3 separate regions of the Mus musculus genome follow, and regions 2 and 3 are each linked to region 1. The links are chromatin loops, found by intact Hi-C in ENCODE. Cell type or tissue: heart. All regions are shown on one strand. Links, peaks and the distances in the headings refer to the core of each region. The heading gives the core; the rest is flanking DNA.

Evidence for each region. Hi-C counts contacts between places; a loop is a spot of excess contacts. Peaks named below come from ENCODE experiments on the same cell type or tissue, not always from the same donor. Only the 100,000 strongest peaks of a DNase experiment are listed, where the experiment ranks them.
Region 2: a loop joins it to region 1, with 2.6 times the contacts of the local background. A loop is called at or near these places in 6 of 42 quality-filtered maps.
Region 3: a loop joins it to region 1, with 2.2 times the contacts of the local background. A loop is called at or near these places in 11 of 42 quality-filtered maps.

What each region holds. Positions count from the first base shown.
Region 1 is chr1:167,333,567-167,341,601 of GRCm38, reverse strand. Tmco1 (transmembrane and coiled-coil domains 1) reads right to left here. Exons shown (of 7, transcript NM_001039483.1): 7 at 7,624-8,035. Among named protein-coding and RNA genes, the nearest start is that of Gm24182, 11 kb to the left of the region's middle. In heart, for the core only: no CTCF peak of the experiment used is centred there; DNase peaks (open chromatin) are centred at 3,981 and 4,991; H3K27me3 peaks cover 466 bases.
Region 2 is chr1:166,733,985-166,742,019 of GRCm38, reverse strand. No RefSeq gene overlaps it. Among named protein-coding and RNA genes, the nearest start is that of Fmo9, 56 kb to the right of the region's middle. In heart, for the core only: a CTCF peak has its summit at 3,836 (motif pointing left); no DNase peak of the experiment used is centred there.
Region 3 is chr1:166,778,889-166,786,923 of GRCm38, reverse strand. No RefSeq gene overlaps it. Among named protein-coding and RNA genes, the nearest start is that of Gm33404, 72 kb to the left of the region's middle. In heart, for the core only: a CTCF peak has its summit at 4,613 (motif pointing left); no DNase peak of the experiment used is centred there.

The DNA.
Region 1 (8,035 bases), core at 1,983-6,982:
AGCAATAGCCACACAGAAGCCTGTGGGCTGTGCTGCATCCTGAGGCCGTGTTGGTGTCAGTGGGCCATGCTGCCTCCATGGGCCATACTGATGTGAATGACCTGCCCCTGCCACTGAGACCATGGTGACATTCAGACCCACGCTGTTGCCAAGAGCCCTGTCTGGGACTGGAGTTTTTCTGCAGCTGGGGTCTGTGCTGATGTTGATGGCCTCTGTTACCATTGAAGGCCATGTGGATGCCTGTGGTCTGTGCTGCTGCCTGAAGCCATGCTGTCAGTGGGCCATACTGCCACCAGGGGCCTTGTTGATGTGAGTGGCCTGCTATACTGCCTGAGGTCATGTTGATGTCCATGGTCCGGGCAGCCTCTGAGGACCTTGTCTGGGTCTGTGGTCCTACTGCATCAGGGAGCTGTGTCCATGAATAGTGTTGGCTCCAGAAACCCTGTGAAGATCCATGGCCCATGCTCCTGCTGGCTGTGAAGAGCAAGGAGGCTATTTTGCTGTGTCATCCATGGCTGAAGATGCACAGTGGAGAGGAAGGGACAGGGAAGGCTTCCGTGACAACCCCTACCACCAATAGCCCATCCCCTAAAAAGTAACTGCCTAGACAGAAAACTACCAAAGAGAACTCTTTAAAAAAAAAAAAAAAAAAAAAATATATATATATATATATATATATATAATGTATATCTGACACTGTATCTGTCTTCAAACACATCAGAAGTGGGCATCAGATCCCTTTACAGATGGTTGTGAGCCACCATGTGGTTTCTGGGAATTCAACTCAGAACCTCTGAAAGAATAGTCAGTGCTCTTAACCGCTGAGCCATCTCTCCAGGTGCCAAACAGAACTCTTAAAAAAAGTCCGATGGGGACGCTGAGTTAACTCCACAGCCAATGGCTTCTGGCAGAGGTGTGGGAGGTGAAGGACTCAGTTCTATTTAAGGGGCAGGCCACTGAGAGTTTAGCCATGCTCCAGTGAGTATATAGATAGCACAAATTTGACTTTTTTTTTAATTCTTGTTTTTATTTTTACTTTCGGGGGGTGGGGGGTAGATACGATACGGCAGCGCCGAAGGAGCCTCCGTTGGCCCCGGATAGCCGGGTCCCCGTCCGTCCCCGCTCGGCGGGGTCCCCGCGTCCTCCCCGCAGCGGCGCGGGGTCTCCCCCCGCCGGGCGTCGGGACCGGGATCCGGTGCGGAGAGCCGTTGTCTTGGGAAACGGGGTGCGGCCGGAAAGGGGGCCGCCCTCTCGCCCGTCACGTTGAACGCACGTTCGTGTGGAACCTGGCGCTAAACCATTCGTAGACGACCTGCTTCTGGGTCGGGGTTTTGTATGTAGCAGAGCAGCTCCCTCGCTGCCATCTATTGAAAGTCAGCCCGAAATGGGGTGGGGAGCAAGCCTGCCGGTCCAGCCATGATGATAAGCCTGTAAGCAGCACCCCTCCATGGCCCTCACATCAGCTCCTGCCTCCAGGTTCCTGCCCTGTTTGAGTTCCAGTCCTGACTTCCTTTGGTGATGAACAGCAATATGGAAATGTAAGCCAAATAAACCCTTCCCTCCGCAAGTGGCTTTGGTCACAGTGTTTTATTTCAACAATAGCCATCCTAACTAAGAGAATGACTGGGTCTGGTTTCATCTTTGCTGGATAACAAAAAAATGTATCTGACTGGAAATTCTTCTGTCCAAGGGCATGTGAGTTTCTCTTACTCTTCTTGCAGGGAAACCTTTGTAAAGAAATAGGAATAAAGACAAGCAAATACAAAGAAAACATATACAATAAGGACTGCCAACTTTAGCTGCAACATACATTTTTATTTTATATGTGTGGCGTTTGAATAAGAGTGACCTCCACAGGCTCGGAGAGTGGTAGTCTATGAGAGGGATTGGGAGGACCGGCCTTGTCAGAGGAAGTGTGCCACTCTGAGGCTTTGAGGTTTCAAAAGCCTATGCCAAGTCTCTCTCTGCCTCTCTGTCACTCCCCCCACCCCGTGACACCCCCCCCCCCCCCCCCCCGCCAATCAGGATGTAGCTCTTAGCTACTTCTCCAGCACCACACCCATCTGCTGCTGTGTTCCATGCCAGGATGACAGGGAACTAAGCACCTGACACTGTAAGCCAGCCCTCAGCTAAATGCTTTCTTTTAGAAGAGTTGCCTTGGTCATGGTGTCGCTTCACAGCAATAGAACAGTGACTAAAACAATGTGTATTGGGTGTTTTGCCAGCATGTATGTCTGTGAGCCAGATTCATGCAGTGCCCATGGATGCCAGAAAAGAGAACCGAATCCCCGGAACTGGAGTTACAAACAGCTGTTACTGGGAATTGAACCTAGGTCCTCTGAAAGTGCTCTTAACTGCTGAGCCATCTGTCCAGCCCCTATAGTCTAGCTTATAATGATGTAATTGGGAAGTCTCTTTGAATCCGTATTTACAACAGACTCTTTTTTCTTTTTCACAGTACTGAGGGTTCAATGCAGAGCCCTGTCAATGCTAGGCAAGTGCTCTACCACGAACACCATCAGCTATGATCTTTTATACTAACACTAAGCATGCAGAGTGATTTTATACAAACACACCCGAAGCCTACTCGGCACAATAGCTGAGAAGGCCTTTTTCAGTGTGTACCTGAATTAGCTTTACTATGGTTGGCAGAAAACAGCAAAAGGAAATATGGGAAGGATTGAAGTTGTAGATTCCAGCTAGTAGAAAAGCAGGTTTTTTTTGTTTGTTTGTTTTGTTTGTTTGTTTGTTTGTTTTTCAAGACAGGGTTTCTCTGTATAGCCCTGGCTGTCCTAGAACTCACTGTGTAGACCAGGCTGGCCTAGAACTCAGAAATCCACCTGCCTCTGCCTTCCGAGTGCTGGGATTAAAGCGTGCACCACCACACCCGGCTTGTTTTTGTTTTTTTGTTTTTGGGTGTTTGTTTGTTTGTTTTTAAAGATTTATTTTATTAATATATGTAAAGTACACTGTAGCTGTCTTCAGACACTCCAGAAGAGGGTGTCAGATCTCGTTACGGATGGTTGTGAGCCACCATGTGGTTGCTGGGATTTGAACTCTGGACCTTCGGAAGAGCAGTCGGGTGCTCTTACCCACTGAGCCATCTCACCAGCCCCTGTTTGTTTGTTTCGAGACAGGGTTTCTCTGTGTAGCCCTGGCTGTCCTGGAACTCACTCTGTTAGACCAGGCTGGCCTTGAACTCAGAAATCCACCTGCCTCTGCCTCCCAAGTGCTGGGATTAAAGGCGTGCACAGTTTAGAAAAGCAGATTTACAGGGCATGGGAGCTGGTGTTCCGAGACTTCTGTATTCAATAATGCAAAGTCTTAGCTAGTGATTAGATCAGTTTCTGGGAAGTAATTGTTGGAATGACCTGGAAGGGAGCATTGCTTCCCTAAGGACTCCTTAGGTCAGCGGTTGTCAAGCTGAGGGTCTTGACCCCTTCGGGGGTCACGTATCAGATAGCCTGCATACCAGATACTTATGTTACTTTTCATAACAGCAAAGTTAGTTATGAAGTAGCAGTGAGATAATGTTATGGTTGGGGGTCACCACGACCTGAGGAACTGTGTTAAAGGTCACAGCCTTAGGAAGGTTGAGAACCACTGCTGTCGATGATGTAATGAAAAGAGGAAAATCTCGATTCTGTCCGTTAACAAATGAATTTGAATGTGATGCTTAGTCCCTTCACCGAGTTTTCACTTGTGTGTTAAGAGGAAGTGATACACATTTGTAAGGAACTGTGAAAGATGTTAAAATATCTGGCATTGTGACCTTGCTAAGTGGCAGCTATTTATAATGGACTGACCAACGAACAAATATTATAGGAACCGGAAATGGTGGCAGAATAAGAAAAACAGGGCAAAAATACTCCAGGTGGTAAAATCTTCAGTGCATCCAAGGGACTGACTCATGGGTTGCTAGGGGAGTTGCTAGGAAAGATCCGAGAGAACCCAGGCAATATAAAGTTCCCGTCAGAGCCACTGGGTGGCGCTCTAGGATCCACTTTGCTCCATGTCCTTTGGTCTCAGCCGCGGGAGACTTCATGTTCTTTCAGAGAAAGCTGGAGCCAGTTTTTCTGCTTTAAGGAACCATAAAATTGGACAAAATACAGGAAAAATGATTTGCAGATAACTCTACATAGGGAGGAAATAAAGTAAGGACTCCAGGTTCCCCCGGGGGGGAAAAAAAAAAGAGCAGCAAAGGAAATAAATGCCAAGGAGGAAGGAAACAGTGGGTAGACTGTGCATCAGTATCAGAAAGGAGGAAGCTTTATGAAGAGTGAGGTTTGGAAACACATAGAATTTCCCTTTTTATTCCTGTAGCTTCAAATTGGTTTGGGGGCTGGAAAGATAGCCAGGCTATTAAAAGCACTCACTACTTCAGGTTTAACTCCCAGCTCCTACATGGTGGCCCACAGTTGTCTATAACTCCAGTTACAGACGACAGACAGCCCCTTCTGACCTCCGAGGGCAACACAGACATGCACACAGACATACACACAGGCAACACACTCATGCACCTATGTCTTTTTTATGACATTGGTTTTATGTAAGGTGTAGAGTGGGGTGCTCTGATGCCCATAGATAGGGATAGGATCACCAGGGTCAAGCTTATGACCATCCATCACCTCTGAGGTGCATGCATGCACTCGAGTATGTGTTAAAAACATGAAATATCTCTTCTAGTAAACAGCCAAAAAGTGATAAAGATTAAGCATCTTCTAGGAAAAAAAAAAACACAACCCTTCTAGATCAATGGCACAGCACCTGCCTAACATGTACAAGAACCTGGGTCCGATCCCTAGTAACACATGAACACACCCAGATAAAACAGCAAGAACTTCATTCTTTTCTTCCTGCCTTCTTAGATCCCAGTCACTGGAGATAAGATTGGTACCCTGATTATGTAAAGTGGTCAAGGATGTAGTCTACTGTGACAGAGAAGTCACAGCACCGGAGGCCTGAGGCCTCTGGTCACATGGCCCTTGCATCCAGGAAGCTAGAATAAAGCAAGCCAAACCAGCTCCCTTCCCCTTTTCCTTCAGTTTGGCCTTTCGAAAAGTCAGTGAAGCTAATCTACGCAGTCCCTTGCAGGCATGCCTGGAGGCTTGTCTCCTGAATGATTTTAGATGGCATCAAGGTGACAGTCAGTAGAACCATCACAGCACCTCTAGTGTCCTATGAAGTAAGAGAGGCTAAGTGTCCTGTCAAAGTTTGAGTGTGAAATGTCCTCACAGGATCAAGTGTTGGTGATATATGGCTGCCAGCTGACAGGCTTTGGGGCAGTGACTGGCTCCTGGTAGCTCCTCCTTCATTGATGGATGGAGTCCCTGATAGATTCCTAATATAATGGGCTTATTGGGAAGGGGTGAAAGCAGGAGGTGGGGTCGCTGGGAGCCCTTCCCTGTCTTCTCAGACACCATACTGTAGATAGCTTTGCTGGTCCACGTTCTTCTACTGTAATATACATCTCGTCACGGCCCTGAAAGAAGAGGGCTACCTGTGAACTGAAAACATGAATCACAACAATCGCAACCAGCCCTTCCTTCTTCCGAGCTGTTCTCTCAGCTTCCGGCTATGGCAAAATGAAAGTCCAACAGTTCCCTAAAGGAAATTGTTGGCCAGCCAAAGACCCCAGAAAATAGACAAATACTCTTCCATTGTTAACTTTGTATTGTTGACTCAGGATCTAAGTTGCCCAGGCAGGCCTGGTACTTCCAATCTCTTCTCAGCCTTTTGGAGGAGCTGAAATTACAGGCGTGGGCCCTCATGCCTGGCTGAAATTTATGTTGTACCACTTTAGTTAGCATTCAAAAGTATGTGTTTTGTTACGGTATTTTTGTTAGTTTTTTCGAGACAGGATTTCTCTGTGTAGCCCTGGCTGTCCTGGAACTCACTTTGTAGACCAGGTTGTCCTCAAACTCAGAAATCCACCTGCCTCTGCCTCCCAAGTGCTGAGATTAAAGGCGTGCGCCACCACTGCCCGCCTTGCTATGGCATTTTCATACACGTGTAATATACATTGTCCAAACCCACCCTCCCTGATACGCCTCCAGCCCCCACCCTACACACACACCCACCACCACCATCCCTCTTTCTCCTCTCACTGGTGGTTTCCTACCTCCTCCTAGACTTCTAACCAACCTTCACTGACACAGTCGTCCAAGACTTCCCCAAACAGAACCAATGCTTCCCTTGTCTGTGCACCTCGATGGCAAGGCGTCTTCTTGCCAGTATTACTGCTTACCTCCCTCCGCCCAGGACACTGTGCTCAATGGCTGCTGAGTAGCTCTGACAAGACTGGGGGGGAAAAAAAATCACCATCCAGATATTCACAGTACAAGAACATTTGAGGGCTGAGCTGTGGCTGAGGAGTGAGTTACGGAGATGATCTGTCTGCAGCCATGAACTTTCTTGAGCGGATGCAAGAATCCTCATTATTTCAAGTCTTCTAGATGTTTTAACCTTTTGTTGTTGTTGTTTCAGTAACTCTTCTCTATTCAGATAAGCATTTATCATTGGAGAAGAAGAGAAGGTTTTTAATTAAGTGGTGTAGCTTGAAGTATCTAGTGACCACTGAGTGCATCTAAGCCTAGGAACAACCGAACGAGGGTCAACCACAAGCCTTGCACTTTATCAGCAAGATTTACTAGACGAGGCCTTTGGACAGAGGGAGTGAGGCAAACTAGTCTCTCTTTGGGGATTGTCTCTGAGGTAGAACAACTGACTGCAGAAAATTAAGCCATAGCCAACCTAGATTGCTTTTGTTTCCCCTAAAATGTTTCACGTATTTATCATTGAGCCAAGCCCCTAGTGCAGATCGAAGAACAGAAAGGACACATTCCCAAGAAGATGTGGCCATCCCCAGAGTGCTGACATGCGGCTTGATATAACTTGTGATCTGGACTTAGCAGAGATATATGTTGCTATCTCACATACAATTCCTGAGAGACCCGGCTGGGTTCTCCTCCAGAGTCTCCTCTCAGAGATAGGTCTGATCTTATCACTAATTTCACCCACACCCTTCAGGGAATGGTGTGATTGACTTCGTCAATCATGAAGAAACATCATGAGGTACTGGGTCAGTCACGTGCACCATGACAGCAGTGTTCCCCACTGTCCCAGGGTCTAACAAAAACAAAACAAAACCCCAAAAAGCTGGGCAGTGGTGGCACATACCTTTAATCCCAGCACTTGAGAGGCAGAGGCAGGCGGATTTCTGAGTTCGAGGCCAGCCTGGTCTACAGAGTGAGTTCCAGGACAGCCAGGGCTATACAGAGAAACCCTGCCTCGAAAAAAAAAAAAAAAAAACAAGAAACAAAAAAGAGGGGGTGTCTTTGTGTCCAACTCATGAACTCAGGTGACTCTGCTCTCAGTCTCTCAGGAGCCAGGACTACAGGAGTGAGTAACTCACCACACCACACTCAGTTCCCCGTTCTTATAATATTCAAGTCCACCGAGAAAGGAAACTCTTACCGACCCTACCCCAGTAGAATGGGCTTATTTTTCTGTCTAGTGCAATCAGAACTTAGGAGACAGTAAAATCTGTGGGTTATGACCACATTTTTTTTTTTTGAGAAATGAAGGAACAATATTCAAAATGCATGGAAGAGGGAAATATTTCAAGAAACTTCTTTATTTGGATTGTGATAATAGATGCTTTTCCCTGGGTTGTAGTTTAGAAAGCAAGCAGGAAAAGCACGGTGCTGAAGTGTTTATTGTCGCATCTTGCTTTAAAACGCATTTATTTTTCCTGTGAATGGAATCTTCTACCACCAGGTCAAGCAGTCTCCGCGATTTCTTAGCTCTCTTCATAAGACAGCTGTGAAGGTCGATTTAGCTGTTCAGAAAATGGCTGAAATAATTATAAACCTGAAAGCTACTTTTGCACTAAGAAAAAAAAAGCCCTTGACTCTATTGAATTTCTTCAGCAGCCAATGAATCCTGGATCCATACAAAAATATATTTAGCTTCCACCTGCAAAAAGTGGCCATTTGATTATCATCTCACTAGACTTGCACCTGTCTCCTTCCTT
Region 2 (8,035 bases), core at 1,501-6,500, 600 kb after region 1:
AGAAGCCCAGAGAATCAGGAGAATGAATGCAAAGATGCAGATAAGGGGTGGGGGCAGAGGGAACCTCTAGAATGTCTCAGAGCCCTGGGGTATGAGAAGCTCCCAGGACTCAATGGGGATGACCATAGCCAATATGCCCAACATCGTGGAGATGAAAACTCAAGAAGATAGACAGGCCCTCAGGGGAGGGATAGGGTCACCAACCTACCTTCAAAATTTTTGACCCAGAATTGTTCCTGCCTAAAAGAAATGCACGGACAAAAATGGAGCCGAGACAGAAGGAAAGGCAGTCCAGTGACCAGCCAAACTTGGGATCCATCCCATGAGCAGGCACCAAACCCTGACACTATTACTGATCCTATGATGTGTTTGTAGGAAGGTGCCTAGCATGGCTGTTCTCTGAGAGGCTCTACCAGCACCTGACTGGGACAGATGTAGATATTTACAGCCAACCATTGGACTGAGGTCAGGGATCCCTGTGGAAGAGTTGGTGGAAGGTTGGAAGGAGGTGAAGTATCAACTAAACTGGACGCCTTAGTGCTCACAGAGACTAAGCCCCCAACCAAAGAGCATACACGGATTGATTCGTGGCCTCTGGCACATATGTAGCAGAGGACTGCCTTATCTGGCCTCAGTGGGAGAGGGTGTGCCTAATCCTGTAGAGACTTGATGCCCCAGGGAAGGGGAATGCCGTGAGGGAGGGGGGAGGTGTGGATGGGTGGGGAAGGTGGGTGAGAGGACTGGGTGGTTAGGTGGGAGAGCACCCTCTCAGAATCAAAGGGGGGAGGGGTTTGAAGAACTCTAGGAGGGGGAACCAGGAAGGAGGGCAACATTTGGAATGTAAATATAATAATAATAATAATAATAATAATAATAATTAATAGAGAACAGTGAAGCACGGGGGTGGGGTTGGAGGAAAATGACCACCATTCTAGGTCATTGGCTAATTTCTAAAACAGTGTTGGAGAGTTATCTAGATTGAATGATTACCCACCCTCATTTCCCTGGGTTGCCAGAGTTACTTTAGGTCTCTATCCTAGATAATTGATGCAGGGCAGATGGGGGAAGAAGAATGGAGGAGTGACGGAGATCAGAGCTGCAGACATCAGGGACATCCCACGCTGCTCATAAGAAGAATGGAAGGCAGGTTCTGGAGTTGGGAAGCTTGGAGACTGTGCTCAGCCACATCAGTGCTCTTAATGGTGACATCGTTAAGAAGATAGGACCCAGGGTCCCAGGGCTCCATTCATCTATCCTCCTAGAGAGGAACCACTAGAACAGTTCTGGGAAGCAGCATGCGAGATTCAGGTCAGAGAACGCAGGTAGGGAAGGTCACTTGCTTACAAGACCTTTCAGTAGAATCCCATTGATAATTTCCTCCCAAGGAAGTCTGGGAGCTGAATCAGCTTGCAGATTCCTCTTAAAAAATGTTCAACATCCTTAATCATCAGGGAAATGCAAATCAAAACAACCCTGAGATTCCACCTCACACCAGTCAGAATGGCTAAGATCAAAAATTCAGGTGACAGCAGATGCTGGCGAGGATGTGGAGAAAGAGGAACACTCCTCCATTGTTGGTGGGAGTGCAGGCTTGTACAACCACTCTGGAAATCAGTCTGGCGGTTCCTCAGAAAACTGGACATAGTACTACCGGAGGATCCAGCAATACCTCTCCTGGGCATATATCCAGAAGATGCCCCAACAGGTAAGAAGGACACATGCTCCACTATGTTCATAGCAGCCTTATTTATAATAGCCAGAAGCTGGAAAGAACCTAGATGCCCCTCAACAGAGGAATGGATACAGAAAATGTGGTACATCTACACAATGGAGTACTACTCAGCTATTAAAAAGAATGAATTTATGAAATTCCTAGCCAAATGGATGGACCTGGAGGGCATCATCCTGAGTGAGGTAACACATTCACAAAGAAACTCACACAATATGTATTCACTGATAAGTGGATATTAGCCCCAAACCTAGGATACCCAAGATATAAGATATAATTTGCTAAACACATGAAACTCAAGGAGAATGAAGACTGAAGTGTGGACACTATGCCCCTCCTTAGATTTGGGAACAAAACACCCATGGAAGGAGTTACAGAGACGGAGTTTGGAGCTGAGATGAAAGGATGGACCATGTAGAGACTGCCATAGCCAGGGATCCACCCCATAATCAGCATCCAAACGCTGACACCATTGCATACACTAGCAAGATTTTATTGAAAGGACGCAGATGTAGCTGTCTCTTGTGAGACTATGCCGGGGCCCAGCAAACACAGAAGTGGATGCTCACAGTCAGCTAACGGATGGATCATAGGGCTCCCAATGGAGGAGCTAGAGAAAGTAGCCAAGGAGCTAAAGGGATCTGCAACCCTATAGGTGGAACAACATTATGAGCTAACCAGTACCCCGGAGCTCTTGACTCTAGCTGCATATATATCAAAAGATGGCCTAGTCGGCCATCACTGGAAAGAGAGGCCCATTGGACTTGCAAACTTTATATGCCCCAGTACAGGGGAATACCAGGGCCAAAAAGGGGGAGTGGGTGGGCAGGGGAGTGGGGGTGGGTGGATATGGGGGACTTTTGGTATAGCATTGGAAATGTAAATGAGTTAAATACCTAATAAAAAATGGAAAAAAAAAAACAAAAAAACACGGGCTTTGTCCACTGCGTTGCTTATGAGAGGCCCATTGGAAAGGCTTCTTTCTGTTTCTAAGAAGTAGTCTGAGGGAAGGCTCAGAATCTTCTGATCTGTGACCATCAGCATGTCCAAGGAAGTGGCTTTCTTTAGTGCCATCACCACACCTAAGCACTTTCTAAATTCTACCCGTGACTTGGTGGTCTCTGCAGTATTTGAGCGAGTACACAAAGCACTCTGATCATCTGAACTCCAGATAAACCTAGGATTTCTTTTTTATTATAATTTTTAAATGAACCCTTGAGAGTCTGATGAGGGAAATTGTTACCTTTCGTCCAGAAACATAAATACAACGTTTTAAATCTCATTTCAGAGACGTATAATCTCTGGTCTAGTCACTGATAAAAGGTCATTGAATAAAAGGCAATACTGAGTTTATTTGCAAAATCTTGCTGCGTGTGTATTGGATCTATGTGACTATATATACATCAAGTATGAGACTGACTCCCTGGGATTTGTGTTTTATAAACTCAAAATATTATTAAAATATTCTTTGTAGAGGAGTCCCTGTTTAATGAACTACAGAATATTTACTCTGGAGCCCATTGTGGCTGTTAGAGAGCATGACCATTATCATCTATACAGATTCCCAGAAGCTCGGACTTAAAAAGCCTGTGCTGATATCTCTCTCTCTCTCTCTCTCTCTCTCTCTCTCTCTCTCTCTCCCTCCCTCCCTCCCTCCCTCCCTCCCTCCCTCCCTCCCTCTCTCTCTCCCTCCCTCCCTCCCTGATGTCTATGTAATTTGTGATCGATACCCTCCCCAGGAAGGTTGTTGACCATCCACAGGAAAACAAGCAAGAGTTTAGAAAAATCCAGATTGTCTTTTGCTAGCTTGGATAGTAAGGTTGGAAATATCTCTGGAACCAAAGAATATTTAGGCTTTTGAATGATAAAGAAGGCACAATCCACAATCTCTGAATATTGGTGGGTTTTTTTTTCCTAGATAATGCATTCACCCAGGGGTCTAAGCTGACACATGCAGTGCTCACTTAGCATAGGTACAGATGCAAGCCGACTAACAGTTGGAAATGCACTAAACACTTGTACAATAATCTGATTATACACAGGAGAGGGAACATAAAAATCAATGGTCAGTTTTGTGGGTGTGCGAGTGTGCCATCTGCTGGCCACATTTGGGAAAAGCACAGAGATTTTTTTTTTCTTACAAAGCCCATTCTTTCTTTACCCAAAAGTATTTGTCATTCATCCTCTATGTGCCATATACAATCAAGTGTGATACTGTTGTCTGATGCATTTCTGTGTGTTTAAGATGTTGCACCAAAATATAGTATATAAGGAGCAAAAAAAATGACAGAAGATTACAAAACATAATTATTTTATATTTTTAAAAGAAAATTTGATACTTGGACCAATTAAATGAGCTGAAGATACTCATTGATAAAGATAATAGCATTTAATAACTGGAGAGTGATGAATACTTTTTTTTTTTTTACTTTAGTGCCATTTATTTTAGAGTTAAAAAAAAACCCTTCAAGGCATTAATGTAAGAAAATCTGGAGAAAAGGACAGTAAACAAAATTGAGATTTCATTTCTAGTGAATTTGGTGACTTTTTTAGATGTGTGTATTTTGTTTTTATTTGTTTTTTGTAGTGAGCAGTGATCACTGATTTGACGCATGCAATTATTCAAATTAATTCTGAGTTCGAAGGAAATGGCTGAAGCTACAGAATACCAGGCAGTGAACACACACTCAGATCTTAGACCTTTGGATCTTAGGAAAGCTGATCCTAGACCTCCACAGAATTCAAGAGTAGGAGCCCTGGTTAGAGCCTCATGCAGTTCAAAAGACCACAGACACTAGGGGGCTGTGGCATGCCAGGCGTGACTGAAGAGGTGGTAGAACGCCTGGCCCTGAGAGATCCAACCATTAGCAGGGAAAATGCAGAGTCACCTCATGTGGGGATGCTTGTCCTGTTTTCATGAGTCATGAGGACTCAATCGTGGGGGAGGGGGAGGGAAGGGGGAGGGCAGCTTTGGCACCATCAGCAGGATTTGCCCAGCAGTGGTGAGGCTCCCATCAGGTTCCAGACTGCCAGCCCAGCAGGAAATGCTGCAGATGAGTTTGGCTGGGGACTCACCCTCTGGGAGATTGTAGGCTGTTTTAACTAAACCAGTTTCTGTGCTTTTTCCCATGATGCCTAGGGAGGCTCAACCCCTCTTTGAAGACCCTTTTATTTCAAGTCCCCTTTTACGCCAGATGACAGTCCTAGATACTGAACTGTGTTCAGGAGGAAGGATTTTTCTCTTGGGCCTTGCCATTTCCCTTCATTTTAATACAAACTAAGAAGACTTATATACATCTATGTCAAAGAAGTAGTGAGAGAATAGCTAAATTTCAAGATTCAATCATAGGATCTATGGCCTAATGTCTTCCTACTATTTTTTGGGTGCACTGATTTTGTCTCGTTTGCTGTAATTGTGAATACTACAGTTACCTAGCCACTGTGACCCAGGGCTTCACTAATGAGCCAAGATTGGAGAGTATCACACAGAATTTATTGACATTATTTTCCTGATGAGGCTAAGTACAGGTTGTCTGTTTCAGGTTCATATATCAAGTAAGAGAGGAAGCAGTGTGGGCTACATACTCTTTGACAAGGGCTGTAATAATGAACAGAACAGGGAAGAGACACTATAATCGAGTTCTGCTATTCAGGCAGTAATTATGGTGTTTACCTGAGAACCAGCATTAGGAATGGTCAGGCTACACTTACTGAACACCGGCTGGGAAATCAGACGGTAATATAATAGTTTCATCAAACAGTAAAGAGGAACTTCAAGGGAAGCAAAGGAAAGAGTTTCTTTCTGTGTATGCTGTAAGCATGTGTATTCATGTGTGTGCAGGTTTGTTTGATCATGTGTGTACTTATGGAGGCCACAGCTCAATACCGAGTATTTTCTTCTATCATTCTTAATCATCGTTTTTGAGGCAGGGTCTCAGTGCCTTGGAGATTCCTGTTCCAGTATTCTAAAACTTGGGGTCTGCTTGTTTTCACATGGTAGAAGAAGAAAACCGACTCTCACAGCTTGTCCTTGTCCTCTGACCTCCACAAATGTACCATAAAACACACACAGGGAGAGAGAGAGAGAGAGAGAGAGAGAACAATAAAGAATTAAAATGTAATTTTAAAAGTTTTTTTTAATAAGTCTGTTGTTTGGGTCTTTATGATTGAAAGGAAACCAAACCTACCCTTTCTGCATCAAGGTTTCCAAATAAACACTGGTAATTTCAGAGAACACTTAAGTCAACAGTCCCTATGCATGCAAACACTGGTGAATCCTGTGCAGAGGAGGAAAGGACCATGGGAGCCTGTCTTTCTCTGTGAACAGCTCACCTCACAGCATAATTGAAAGCACAAGACTCCATGTACACAAAGGAAAGGTAGTTCAGAAAGCACAGAAGCTCAGCAGTAGACTGCCATGGCCATCTGGGGAAGCTAAGGTAATCAGAAACAGGGTAAACGTAGGCTTTCCCCTGAAGATAAGCTCTGTCACGGCTGAAGCCATGGTAACTTCAACATCGTTTTTTCTCTGCACAGTCGTAAGAGCCCCATGGTGCATTCGGGTGTTCTCAGAGCCCTCAGCTCAGCATCAGAAGGATCACAGAACTTCACAAGTGACCTCACCTCTCTGGTAGGAACCAATCCAATTTGCTGTCTCTCTTTTTCAATACAGCCCTAGCTTTGGAGGTTTCCTTTGGCTTGTGGCCCTATGCTAACACTGATTGCAGTACCAGACAAAGGAAGCAGGGCCCATAGAATGATCCTGATCAGGGAAGAATGGAGTTAGGTAGATGGTAATATGCTCACTAACCAAGAATGAAGACTAGACTTCAGATTCCCAGATCCCAAGCAAAAGTGGGAGGTCTGGAGAGCCAGGCCAAAGGAGAAGCGCAGGCCAAAGGAGAAGCGCAGGCCAAAGGAGAAGCGCAGATCCTGGACCAACCATGTTAGCGAAAACAGCGAGTTCAAGGTTCAGAGGGAGACATCACCTCAAAAATTAGCGTGAAAGGCATTACAAAGACACCAGAAATCAGCCTCTGGCCTCTGTATGTCCATGTAAAGGTGAGCATACCCACTCAAACACATACACATATATGCCTATCATACACACATGTACATTCAGAGGGTTGGGGGAGAGAGTGATAATGGGCTCAGTCACACGAAGACTCAGGTGTCCCTCAATGTCACAAACCTCCATAACACAGTCACCTCAGTGTTAGAGGTGACCTGTCAACAACCCCTTATAGCTTTGCAGATGACAGAACAGACCAAAGGCAGCTTGACTCTAAGCCAGCTCCCACTTTCTGCCGCAATTTCTCTTGCCTTGGCCTGGCTCCATTCTTCTCCCTTAGCCTGCTCTCAGTTTGTTCATTGCATATCCTCAAGAGAGAGTGTTCGACTGGCTGTCACAATCACCCTTGATTATTTACCACTGCTCACTGTGAGCACAACTTGATGCATAGCAATAGCTATCTTCTGACTACGTCCTGAAGAACGGGCACCTATAAAACTCCATTTGAACAGAGTCTTCACTTAGGAAGAAGAGCCAGATGATAGTGGCTTTACTTAAATCTCTCTATGCCCCACAGAGAGGAATTTAACAGACAGCCACCTCCGAAAAGCTGGACCATTGCATAGCTGTAGCTGACAACCATTCCTGTAGTATCCAGCTAACACACAAATAAATGAGAGCTAATCTATGGGATGTCAGGTGTGCTCCTAAGCGGCCTACATATGTTATGCTTTAAGTTTTAATGAGGAAACATTCATTCCACTTAGGGAAGAAGTTAGCCCAAATTGCCTGAGGTCGTGTAATGAATAAATTGTGGTTTCAAGTCTGAACACTTGATGTCAAAACTGCTGTCCTTTGTCAAACATCCTCCTATCTTCCATTCGTTCTCCATTGACATTTTCCAGACATTCGCTGACTTGAATAAGTATCACGTCACTACTGTAAAATGTATTTTCTTTACTGTTGATTGCTTGCTGAGGCAAACTGTTCTAATAGACAAAGGCAAAATATGTGTTCTCCTGACTACATTTATAAATATTTATAACAGAGTGCCTCCTCGCAGTGCTTTTCTTCCGTGTAATTGATAAATTACATATTAGAGGGATGTGAAATCAGAAATATTTTTCAATCAAACTGTATTTCCCGACATGAACCTGTTTATCATCTTGATGAACTTTAAGTGTTTGGATAAAAGAACTTCCCGTTCGAAGTCTCCCTTTGAAAGGTTCATGCTCTATGTCCTCAGCTCTCAATTTCTGTCTCCCAGATGGGATCGGAAGGAATGATCACAGCAA
Region 3 (8,035 bases), core at 1,501-6,500, 550 kb after region 1:
CACCCTATCAAAAGCAATATACAAATTTAACACAATCCAAATCAAACTGAGAACTCAATTCATCACAGAAATAGAAAAAAGATAATAAAAATTCATGTAAAAGCACAAAAGATCTTGGATAGCCAAATCAATCCTGAACAATAAGAACAAAGCTGAAGTATCATAATACCTGACTTTAAGTTGTATTGTAGAGACATACCTGTAAGAAAAAAATTACAGGACAGGCACACATTTAGAGACACAGGCCAATGGAATAGAATAGAGAACTCAGATATAAGACTATATAAACCATAGCCACCTGATTTTTGATAAAGCTCAAAATACACATTAGAAAGAAGACAGCCTATCTGACAAATGGTATTGGGAAAACTGAATGTATGCACTTAGAAAAATGAAACTTGATTCTTGTTTCTCACTCTGCACAATAATCAATTCCAAATGGATCAGAGACCTAAGTGTTAGAACAGGCCATCCCAAACTGCTATCAGGTAAAGGAGAGAGTACACTTAAAGATATAGACATAGCCTAGGATTTTCTGAACTGGATGCTAGTCACTAGGGAAGTAAGAACAATCAAAGGAGAGCTTACGAAAGTAGAAGGCTGTTAAGCAAGTGAAGGAACAGCCTGGAGACTGGGAGACCATCTTTGCCCGCTGTACTTCTGGCAAATAATTAGTGTTTAGAATATAAAAGAACTTTAAAAACTAAATGTCAAGGAAACAAACAACTTCACTAAAAATGGACCATGGAACCGAATGGAGAGTTCTTAAACAAATGACCAAAAGTACTTTAAAAGAGTTTAAAATATATAGCCATTGGGTAATTGCAAAATAAAATTACTTTGATGTTTCATCTTACTCAAGTAAGAATGGCTAATAACAAAAAAGTGAATGCTAGCAGGCATGTGTAGGAAAGGCCCACTCATGCTCATACTCACTCCTGGGGGAGTACAGACTGCTGCAGCCACTGTGGAAATCAATAAGGAAATTCCTCGAACAGCTTACAACAGAGCCGCCAAACAATTCCTGAGAACATACTCAGAAAATCCTATGCTCTACCAAACAGGGACCTGTACTTGTGTGTTCATGTGGCTATTCACATGCTAGTCACATGCTAGTTACAATAGCAAAGAAATGGAGCCCAAGTGTCCATCAGTGGATCAATGGATAATGAAAATGTGGTACATAGCCACAATGGAACTTTGTTCAGTGGTAAAGAAGGATACAGTTGTGAAATTTGCAGGAAAATGGATGGATCTGAAAAGTATTAGACTGAGTGAAGTAATTTAGACGTAGATATAAGAATGCCATATGTTCTTCTTATTTGCATGCCCTTAATATGAAGCTTTAGAGTAGTGTATTTAATTATAAGCAGTGCTAAATGCCAGGAAAAGGGCTCTTAGAGGGTGATGGGGGAGGGGAGAAGCCTGAATGGATGCGGAACAGTAGAGGATACTGGCAGGAAAGTGAAAGAACTTCCTGAGAAGAAGAGTTTCAGTGGAAGAGGAAGGAGAAAAGGGATAGGGTGAAATGACTGAACTACATTCTATAAATGAATAAAACCATCAAACGTGTATTAAAACATCTTCAGGCCTGCTGTCACTGATGGTGGTTGTGTGGGCATCCAACTCGACCTCACTCTGCCTTTGTGCCAGCTTTCTTTCAGATAGTCTCAGAGACAAAATAAATATCCTCTCTGATTGGATATTTAATTGATATCCAATCTAAAGATGAGAATATTTCAGTCTTCATAGGTACTAACAGTTCATCTATTAATTTCCTTGGGGGATTTCTCAGTTTGGAGGTAGCCTACAAGCTGATGTCAATGGTGTCCACAATCTCCTTCTACAGTTCTCCAGGTTTTAAACTGACTAAATGCAGGTGCTCAATGGTTGGCATTTACAAGTTAAGGTTGGCTCTGTTATCATTAGACTAGATATCTGCCATCACTGGAGACCGTGTTTGCAATGTACCCTTTCTGTCTAGTCTTGAGATCTGGTTATCAGTTCATTGAGCAGCAGGAAAGCTCCTAGTTACAACTGAGTTGCTATCCTCAGTTTAGACAATCACTGGCCACCAATTTAGTCCACAGGAGTTGTGTGTGGGGTAGGGTGGGGGTGGGGTTTGTGAGTCAGATGATTGAGTCTTGAGGGGTGACCTGGTTGCCAAAACAGCAGGCACATTAGTAGAACTTCTTTTCTGAGCATTGCTAGAATGGCCTTATGACTCAGGTGACAAGAGAAGCCTGACCTTGTTGCTGAACTACAGTCTGAAGCTTTGCTTTGCCAGCCTTCAACGGAGTTCAGAGCCACAGCAGGATGCCTGCGAGTGAGGCTATGCACAGGCATTCTGAGAAAGTTGCTCCCTTTTTATTACAGATTCTGTTTGTACCTTCTAAGGGCAGCAACCTGGAGGCTCTGTCCATCCTCTCTCCCTCTCTCTCTTTTTTCCTAGAAAACTATGAAATGAAAATTGTGGCTCTCACTATAAATGTGACTAGTAACATGCATATACATTATACATGCGTGTGAGCACACACACACTCTCACACACATATATACATATATAATTTTTTAGTCTTTGGAGTTAGCATTGTTAAAAATGCTTTACATATGTGTAAATTTACTCAGTCCTGAGCAACCACTCCAGAGGGTAGATGCTATTTTACTCCTATAGAAGTATTATAGATGCTATTTACTCTATAGAAGATAAGGAAATGAAGCTTTTGATCAGATTTTTACAGCAGGCAAGCAGAGAACCTAGGGTTCGAATGCAAGCCATCCAACCCCACCACATTACCCAGATCTAGCAGGTCTTGTGTTTTGGCATTGTGTTATACTCCTGTCTCAGAAGTAGTTGGCTTTTTTTCTAGCGTTAACATGTCTACAAGGAGTCTACTTGGCCTGAACATCTTAAGAAAATCCTGGTATGCATAGACTGGAACTTAGAGATAAGAAGAGAGACATCTCCCTCACTTTATAAGCATAAGGTTCCTTAGAATAGAATCTTTCCTTGCAAGTGCCCTAAAAATATGGTTTGATTTTCCATAATTAATGTACCTGTGGCTTTTTAAAGAAAGTATATTGTATCAGTTACTTTCCTTATTGCTGCTACAAAATACTCAACAAGAGTAAGTTCAACATGGAAAGGTTTGTTTTGAGCCACAGTTTATAACAACAGTCCATTATGGAAGGCGTCATGGCAGAAGGAATGACTGGCCACGTTGTGTCTACAGTCAGGAAGCAGAGGGAGATGAATGATGTCTCTCACCCACCTTTCTTCTTTTTATATAGTCTAGGATCTTGGCTCACTTGGCTGAGCCCATCGTAGCATCCATATTTAGAGTAGGTCTTCACACCTTAATTAAACCAATCTACAAACTTCCTCATACATGGGCTCCAAGGTTTGTCTTCAAGGGGACTCTCAATCTTGTCAACCAATACTAACCATCATAGGTATGGTATGTTCTCTGTCTTCAAAGAATGAGGAAACTTTGGAGTGATGTCTGAAAACAGGTTGCTGTATGATCCAGAAAGGGAATTAAATTAAAAATAACCCAAGCTTCATTAGTACTGAATATATTTAAGGATTTTCCAACAATAAAGGAAGAAAGGAGGAAACCTTAAATGTATGTGCTGGGTTTTTTTGTTTGTTTTGTTTTGTGTTTTGTTTATTTGTTCATTCCACAAAAACAATCCCAGAATCTTATGTTGTTTGGTTCTTTAAAAACCCAGTTGTTTTTCTAATATTCCATGTCAGTATGACTGGAATTTTGTGAGGTTAATTACACAGGTCATTGACCCTCCCCCTCCAGGTTTCCTTCAGTTCTTTCCCCATAGCTTAGGAACAGGACTTAGAGACATAAGCCCTAAGAGATCAGAAATCTGAGAGACATGTTTGTCAATTGTGGTTTTGGAACCCTGGCATACAGAAGCTATTTGCTGATGGGGACATATTTAATCAAAATTCCATAATATGAACAAAATTAGGATGAAATAGAAATGCTAATACATTGTTAAGATGAGGCTCTGGAGTTACAGTGAGATATGGGGCCAGATTCAAGGGAGTATTGGAGAATTTCTTAGTAAGCCATGTTAAGCATCATGGTTGCTTGCATGGGGAGCACTGTTTCCTTCTGAGAAGAAACCTGGAAATGGAGCTCTCCCTGTAGGATTGACCTGTGGTGAAGGCAGACTCAGGCACGCTGGACTCTTAGATTTGAGCTTGCCCTGCCTCTTACTAGCTTTGCAGTCATCAACAAATTTCCTATCTACTCCTAGGTTCTTATTTATAAACTAGAGGATTTAATAAGCTCATATCCATAAAATGGTCACATTGCATGTAGAACTTCAAAACACTATACAAATAGGTAGCCGTTAGTATAGTCATCAAAATAAAATCAGTGAGCCTGCCATTGAAAACCTCTAACACTAGCAACAACCTTCACCTGTTCCATGTTTTGGAATCATCCCTCTGATATCAAAAGTGCTGATGGTTCTGTTCCAGCCCATCTCTAAGAGTTGGGACTTTTTGATGGTGCTTCTCTTTCTTGAGGCTTCAAGGTGAAGACAAATTCTTCCTGGATAGACTCAGTTGCTCAGGACTTTGGCACCCTCTAGTGCATGATGGGTGTTGATGCTTTGCAGCTCCCATCCTACCAGTCACTGCTTCTGGAAAACCCTACCACTCTGATATATTAAGCCTCTTTAAATCAGTTGTCAGGGCTCCATGCATGTTGAACACCCCGGACTTGGCCAGTAGCAGGAATAGCAGATAACCATGGCTGTGGCTGATATGTGAAGGGAAACACCCCAGTCAAGTATCGGTATGTGACAGGTATGCCGACTGTCAGATCTCTAGGAAAATGATGCAATAAAACAAATTCATACAGAGTTCAGACAAGGAAGCACATGCATTTAACACAGGAGGCATGAGTGAAGAGCACCTTGGCTCCTTAGTCTATGTCATTGAAGATCAGATGCTAAAATGTACCGTTTACCATCAATTCCAAGATGCAGGATCTTTAATCATTTTCCATCCTTCTGGAATTGAATCCTTCTTACACATGACATTACGCTTTGTAATTTGATTTGGGGTAATTTTAAATTTCTTGAGTGATATATAATAATATTTAAATTCATATTATAATTGCTGACATATTGATAATTATAGTGATGACGTCTGACAGTATAAATCATTTTTTTGCCCAAATTCTTTAGGCCAGCCAGTTTGTTTCCAAATGCTGTGAGTTTTATTTTCTAGGCAAAGGCCAGGGGTGGCAGTAGGTATCTTTATCTCCAATGCTGAGGAGACAAGGAAGAAAAGATAGGCAAATCCCTAGAGCTCATTGGATGGCCAGTCTACCAAACTGGTAAGCCCCCAGTTCAATGAGAACTCTGTCTCAAAGACAAAATGAAGAGGAGTGCCAGTGTGTGTGTGTGTGTGTGTGTGTGTGTGTGTGTGTGTGTGTGTGTGTGTGTGTGTGTTTGTGTAACTCAGTGGGTAAAGGCATTTGCCACCCAGACTCATCATCTGAGTTTGATCTCCAAGACTCACATTGTGGGAGAACTGACTCTTACCAGTTGTCCTCTGACCCCCTCCCACAATAAACAGATAAACAAACAAACAAACAAACAGGAAAATGAAATAATCTGGAGAATTGATAGAGGAAGACACTTGATATCTGCTTCTGTCCCCCTGCATTTCCACACACAGACACTTAATGTCTGCCTCTGTCCTCAAATAGTTGCACAAAGACACTTGATGTCTGGTTCTATCCCCTACATAGCTGCACAAAGACAATTGATGTCTGACTCTGTCCTCACATAGCTGCACATAGACACTTGTCTGCCTCTGTCTCCCACATAGCCCCACATAGACAAAAGCACCTGCTATACTTGTGCACCCCCCATTACACATTTTAAGTGATAAATGAATTACTACAAATTAATAAGGAATAAAAGAGTCAACCCAGTGGTCTATTTATTAGAAAAATAAACAAACTCTTGACTAGACCGTGGCCATGGGAATGGCTGAGATGGAAGAAGCCAACGAGTAGAGTGCAGAGTAACTGTGGTTCTCTATGATGTAAAAGTTGTATAGTCATTTTGGAAATCCAATGGCCTCTCCTTAAGCTTTGTGCCTTCACAAAGACTCAACAGTGTCATCTTCATCAGACATATGCCAGAAGAAGTACATGTTCCTTCAAAAATACTTAAGAATAGTCACAGAGGTACCATGAAGAAGAGACAAAAAATTACAATTGGCCTAATGTCTACCATTATATGAATGAATACGTGCACTCTTATAGTCACACAACAAACCCAGCAATGGAAATAAATAATCAACAACTACATGAAACAAAGAAGATCACAAGCTCGACAATTGAAGAAGTCAGACACAGAATGGCATAGAAATTAATTTATGAGAGGCACATTATCTAGCAAAATTAATCTATGTCATTAAAACTGAGAAGCTGGCAACACTGGAGAAAAATATTTGCATTGGGTGTTGGTCATATGATATAATTTTAAATATACATTTTGGTTGTATAGATCGTATAATTTTAATAAGATCTATGGATTCCTAGGTATATCACTCAATTGCTAGAGCACTTGGCTAGCATGCGTGAGGCTCAGTCACCCGAATGGAGGGAATGGAGTTAGAATTTAGGAATCTCAAATGTCACTGAAGCAATGTAAAAGCTAAATTATATTAAGACTCCTCATCACATGATGAGGCTGAAGAGACTTAAGAAGTGGGTATATATGCACATGTGTGTCTATGTGTAGGGTGGGGAGGGATCATACGAAGGGAAAGAGATAGCTGAACTGCAACCCTTCGGCTTGTCACCTAGCCAGATTTTGCTCTCCTTCCTTAGGCCCCCTTGAGTTTCTTGGGTCCCTAGAGCACCACATAAAGGGCTTACTCTGGTTGCTGTCATCGACATATGCAAATAGGGGAAAGATTTCCCTCAGTTTCTGAAATGTGTTAACAACTCTGGCTTGTGCATAGCAGTTTCTTTTTATCAACATCTGAAGCTTGTTGCTTAAGATGCCGATGGCAGGGCACTGACAGCCTGAGTTCTTCTCTAGCCTTGCATATAAGTGGGGGGAGGGGAAAAACCTGAGGACAATGCACTAAGGGAGAATCTGTCTTCTCACTTTTCCTGTCTCTTTCCTCTTTTTTAAGAAGCCCATACGTGACATCCATAGCTATTGACTGGTTACTATTCCCCTTCTGTGAGAATCTTGTGATTCTCTAACTCTCAGTTCTATATTTTATAAAATAATGTATCCAGGACAGCAGGTATCTATGGTTAAAAAGCTGAGGTTCCGGTCTTTGAGAGCAGAACCTCTGGGTTTTCTGCAGGAGCTTTCCATCAACAGAGTCACACTTTGTGCTCCCACAGCTGACTTGGGCATCTCCAAATTCCATTTACATTGTCATCACAGACAAATGCAATGTGTTGTGTCACTAGTTTGTTTCTATAAGGTGTATTTCAGTTATCTTTTTTTTTTCAACTTAAAGGGAGTAAGAGATAATTATTCTGGAACCATTTTGGATGGCTGTGGGCTAGGACACACAGATTTAGGTTACCCCGAATTCCGTGTTCCAACATGAGAGCAAATTTTATGAAATTTTAAAGTTTTACAGAGCAAAAATATGTCATGAATCAAGGCAAGTTCAAAAAACATTGGCGATTCAGTCTCTGGGAGCCTCCAAGGTTCCAGGTTAGTTGACTCTGTTGGTCTTCTTGTAGAGTGCCTATCTCCTTTATCCCCCCCCCCCCCAAACCTTCTCCAAACTCTTCCACAAGACTCCAGGAGCTCTGCCTGTATGTTTGGCTGTGGGTTTCTGCATTTGTTTCCATTGACTTCTGGGTGGACTCTCTCACAGGACAGTTATTCTAGGAAGCTGTCTCACTCAGGATAATATTTTCTAGCTCTATCTATTTGCCTGAAAAATTCAGAAGGTCCTTGGTTTTAATAGCTGAATAGCATTTTATTGTGTAAATAAGCCACATTTTCTGTATCC